Linked DNA regions of Mus musculus: region 2 is linked to region 1. Evidence: chromatin loops called from intact Hi-C (ENCODE). Cell type or tissue: left cerebral cortex. All regions are shown on one strand.

Region 1 (2,500 bases):
AGAGTTTCACCTTCAGGGTGAGCAGACACACGTTGCAATAATCAACATTTCAGAGATACATGGCTCCGTTTGGTGCGGCTGCTATTTCACATCATGGCTTCAGAGCAGGGAGTATGGTAGCCAATTTGTGTCCAGTATAATAAAATGCCCATTGAGGAAAGGTAGTGTAGTGTGTGCAGTGGTGTGCTTTTTTTTGTTTTTTTTTTGTTTTTTGTTTTTTGTTTTTTGTTTTTTGTTTTTTGTTTTTTTTTTTGTTTGTTTTGAGCCCACAACCTGGGTATCTAACAGGGGAAAGCAAACAGTACCTTTTTATTTCACCCATGACCAAAGTGCTGAGTGGCCATGAAATTATTCGTACAATTGATCCTGCTGGTAGCAGGAGAGTGTATTCCCCAGTGGAGTAAGAGCCAGTTAAACATGGTCCTCTGTTCCTGGTTCTTAGCAGCAGGAAATGGTTGTGAACTGAGAGGGCCAAGGGGGAGCTATGCAACCCGTTTCTACATCTCTGCATCCTACTCTTTTAGAAGGATGCTTGGATTTCTCCTCATGAGGTCAGTTCGTGATGCCTTCCTCCTCCACACTATGTAATTCATCAGTGAGTTTGGAATGTTCATGGCAAGGCATGAATTTACTATGTTTTCCAAGTAATCTCTTCTCCCCCCGCCCCATGCCCCCCACAGCAGGACTGCCTCTTGTTTTGTTCCACTTCTTATAAGTATTTGGGACGTTTCAAAGAATGCATGTCTTTGAGTTTTCCATGGGATGCCTCACTGTCTGTGTCTCCACAGCCATTCATTTACAGTTCCCCCATCTTGCACTACCCCTAACTCTTCGTTCATCCACAACTAGCATCTTAACTTCTCGAATCTCAGATGCTCTATACAGTAAGATATGGCATGACTTAACATCCCATTCTGCAAGGAAAAAGTTATGCTGCTAATAAAGCAATGACATGCCATCCTTTGCAGAAAGCACCCCAAAGAGATGTAAGGAAATGTACCCTAAAAGCACTGTTTTCATCTCAATGACACAGCACGTAATTGTCCTCTTAACAACACACATTTGTAGTGGCATAACAGGTCTTGACCAGCAGAGCCTAAGCGATGCCTCCTTTCTTCTATTCCCATTTCCCCCTTCTCAATTCTTCAGGACCATCTATCTCATCCACCTCCATGGAACCCCACGGGTGGGATGATGTTCTCCTGTGTTGTCAGGGCACTCTGCATGTGGTCACGTGTCCGAACTCATCAGCATGCTTTATAACCGCTTTCATGAATGTTTCTTCCTACAGATACCATGAAGAATTAGCGATCATGGTGTGCATCTCATTTGTCTCCATATCCCCGGTATCTGACATGGGAACTCCTCAGCAAGGGATTGCTGAAAAATAGTTATGGACTGTTAGACACGGAGGTTCTAGACACAGCCACTAGAGGGCAGTATGGAACCATCCCAGACAAAATGGCTGCTCCCCAAGAATCTAGGTTGCAGAGGTGGAAGAAAGCTGGCCTCCTGTGGGCAAACTGGCTGAGAGCCTGGAGCCTGTATCGCTCCAAGGGCACAGTGCCATTCTACAGAATCTACTTTGAGGATGCTCCCTGAGTCTCATATCCCCCGCCAGCCTGCCCACTAGGTGCTTTTGGGAAGCTGTCTCAGCGCGTTTCCTTATTAAGAGTCAAAAGCTTTCCCCTGATTCCCACCCGAGGCAGAGGAGGGTGGAGGCCCCAGACAGGGAAAAGAAATGTCTCCCTGACATCCTCGTGCTCATTCTAACAAAAGCAGGCATATTCGAAGGACCTGCAGTATAATTGCTCCACTTTGAAGAACAACAGGTAACAGCATCAATATTTGATTTTTTTTAAAGGTTGTGTGAACAGTTTTAAATATTAAAGATGAAGGCAAAGACTTAGATCATCTTTTCATCTCCACAGTTGAAGCATTTTAAGAGGAAAACGGTGCTAATGAGCGCAGTAAGCCTGCATACCCATCAAACAGTATTTAGTTATAAGAAAGTACAATCGTTCTGGTGTGTGTGTGTGTGTGTATGTGTGTGTGTGTGTGTGTGTGTGTGTGTGTGTGTGTGTGAGTGAGAGAGAGAGAGAGAGAGAGAGAGAGAGAGAGAGAGAGAAAGAGAGAGAGACTGGAAGGCAATATCTGTAGCAGAGAAGTTTTTTGTTCATTATTTCTATAATGAGAGGAAAATAAAGCAATCGCTGGAGTAACTTTCTCCCATCTCATCGTAGGCTGTTGTGTTCTCTCAATGACTAGCCTGGGACAGGTTCTGAGAAGCCTCATAAATTAACTATCCAACTTCCTGGCTAATGAGCCCAATATGTCAATTTCCAGTGATCAAAATGATGCAATTCAATAAAGCACAGTTCACTTTGTAAGGAAATATACTTTTAATAGGGAGAACTGGAGGGTCATGGTCCTCCCGAGATAATTATGGGCTAGTGGAGTTGGAGGCGTGGAGCTGCACTTACAGTCTGGTGATCCCGTG
Region 2 (2,500 bases), 350 kb before region 1:
AGTTTTGTAGGTGGGTTGGTGTCTCCATCCCTCCATTCAGGGTCCTGTCTGGCTATGAGAGGTGGTCTCTTCAGGCTTCATATCTCCCCTGTTGGGCATTTTGGCAAAGGTCACCCACATTGAGTCCTGGGAGCCTCCCCCATCCCAGGTCTCTGGTATTTCCTAGAGATCCCTCACACCCCTGGAAGCTACATATTTCCATTCATTCTTTTGGCCCTTTGGGCCTTTCTCCTGTCTCTCCCCATATCTGACCGGGGTCCTCTATTTCCTTCTTCCTCCCTTCTACCACCCAGGTCCCTTCCTCCATCTGCCTCCCATGGTATTTCGTTTCCTCTTTTAAATGGGATTTAAGCATTCTCCTGACTTTAGCCTTTCTTCTTGTTTAACTTCTTTGCCCAAATAGCTTTACTTGCAGATGCTCCTTGCAATGAGTCATGGTCTCATTGCAATGTCTGGTTTAAGACCCCTGGCTTCTGCTGCACCATCAATACTGGGTCCTCACCAGGACTCCTCCCAGGTATCCTGTTATTGCCCCGTGTCATGGAGATCCTGTGACTTTGGATCTGCAGGACTGGCCCCTTCACACACTCCAGCAGTTCATAGATGGGGTAGATGGTGGGGTGGGCCAACTTAGAGCCTGGATCTGGGCCTGGATGGTAGCTGAACTGTTTAGCCTGCCAGCTCTCCTGCCCTTACACTCTGGAGGCCAGCTCACCCTCATTCCTATCACCACAGCCATCTCTACTGTGCTGCCCAGGCAAGGTTTGGGGTCTGTACTTCCTAGTGCTGCAGCTGGTGAGGGGTGGGGCCACCCCTCCTGGCTGCTTGCCAGAAGTAGGGGTTAGGGTTGGCGGGGGTGGGGGGGTGTGGGGGGACGGGGGGCATCTCTCCCTGGCCTTTTTAATGTTGGTTCTGGTGACTGGCCTCAGATCACCACGAGTGCAAGGGGAGCATTTTACTGACTGAACCATCTTCTTAGCCTCTTCCCACACATAACTTCTCTTTACATCTCCCCACTTTGATCTGGAGAGAGGGCTGGCATGATGCTTCACTCACTGGGTAATTACTCTCTGAGTGTTACCTGTTTTCGCCTCATACCAAAGGAAAACAAACAAAAAAACCAAAGCCCCAAACTTCAAGCACAAAGAATCTGCCCCCTGGGGAGGACAACAGAATCCAACTGACACATGGCACTGGCACCTTGGCAACGGCACCAGCACCGGCAACCTGCACCGGCACTGGCACTGGCCCCCACCCAGGTCCTACGGGAGTACTGTGCCAGATTTTTGAGATGTGGCAATTCCCATCTGGAGGCCACCTGGTTATGGTAACTTTCCCCTGCCGACCACATAGCTCGGGCTGGATGCTCTCAATCCATACGTCTGGAACGCCACAGGCGCTGGCTGATATCTATAAATAGGAAGGAAGCCGTAAATGAGAGCTCATTAAGCTCTTACTGACTGCTGAAAAGTAAGTTAGAAAAAAAAATAAACAGAGCTGAACATTTGTGTAAACCTCAATCTTTTTGATGTTTTTTCAATTAGCAGAGTCATTTTTCATGAGAAAAATTAATGGCTGTCATGTGCCACCTGGCTAGAGAACCAAGTGACACATTTGTTTTAATGACCACTGTCACATCGCTGGATTTAGTTGTAAGCCATCTGGGCTGGGAGGAGTCGGCAAAGAGACTGGGCTCTTTGGGGGGTGGAGGTGGGGCTGTGTTGTATGCCAGGCACCTTGCTAGGATCACAACACACTTTATCCCCTGAGATTCCTCTGTGGGACTACGATTTCTCTCATTTTGTCAGTGAGGCTCGGAGAGGTGATGAAGCTCCCCCCAAAGTCATACAAGAGAGGCACAGGGAAGGCGATTCTCTTTATTATGACTACGCCCCAACACCACACAACACAGAGGGAGAAAGACTTGTCAGGAAGGTGGGAGTTGTCTGAAAACCTCTGACAGGCAGCCTATAACTGAAGTGGGTCTGGAAGGACATGGTAGGGGTTCGAGTGGGCAGATTCCAGCAAGAGCCACCCTGGCCCAGTGTTGCTTGGAATTCTGTTGCTGGAGATCTTTCTTGGGATAACAGAACATCTGTCATTAAGGTAAAGTTTGGAGCTGGGCTTTGGTCTCAGAGACTACCAGCGTAAGTAAGGACCCAAGCCACGGGGAGTCTCAATATAGAGGAGGTGGGTTATGAACAGCTCTGCCTCGGGCAGGCAGAGCAGGGGCTCCGTGACCTGGGCAGGATTCGTTGCAGCCCCGGGCTCCTTGAAAGAGTTTTGCTGATTGGTTTGAACTTTACCTTGAACCCGGGAGTCGGCGGAGGTGCTGAGGTTTCTCGTAGGTCCCTCTTTTCATTTTATTTCCTCTCCTATTTCTCATTACTAAAGCTCATAATTATCCTCTTGGCCCTTTTGGACGCAGGTGACTGCTATGCTCAGTCTTCCGGCAGCTTGAACACTCTTCCCTGCACACCCCACTAGGCTATCAGGAACC

Evidence for each region. A loop is a pair of places that touch in the nucleus more often than their neighbours do. Peaks named below come from ENCODE experiments on the same cell type or tissue, not always from the same donor. Only the 100,000 strongest peaks of a DNase experiment are listed, where the experiment ranks them.
Region 2: a loop joins it to region 1, with 2.9 times the contacts of the local background. A loop is called at or near these places in 5 of 42 quality-filtered maps.

Annotation. Positions count from the first base shown.
Region 1 is chr11:93,470,988-93,473,487 of GRCm38, reverse strand. The region is part of intron 4 of Car10 (carbonic anhydrase 10); the gene reads right to left. Among named protein-coding and RNA genes, the nearest start is that of Gm24856, 59 kb to the right of the region's middle. In left cerebral cortex, a CTCF peak has its summit at 1,430 (motif pointing right); a DNase peak (open chromatin) is centred at 1,534; H3K4me3 peaks cover 244 bases.
Region 2 is chr11:93,817,336-93,819,835 of GRCm38, reverse strand. No RefSeq gene overlaps it. Among named protein-coding and RNA genes, the nearest start is that of Gm35148, 10 kb to the right of the region's middle. In left cerebral cortex, no CTCF peak of the experiment used is centred here; a DNase peak (open chromatin) is centred at 1,239.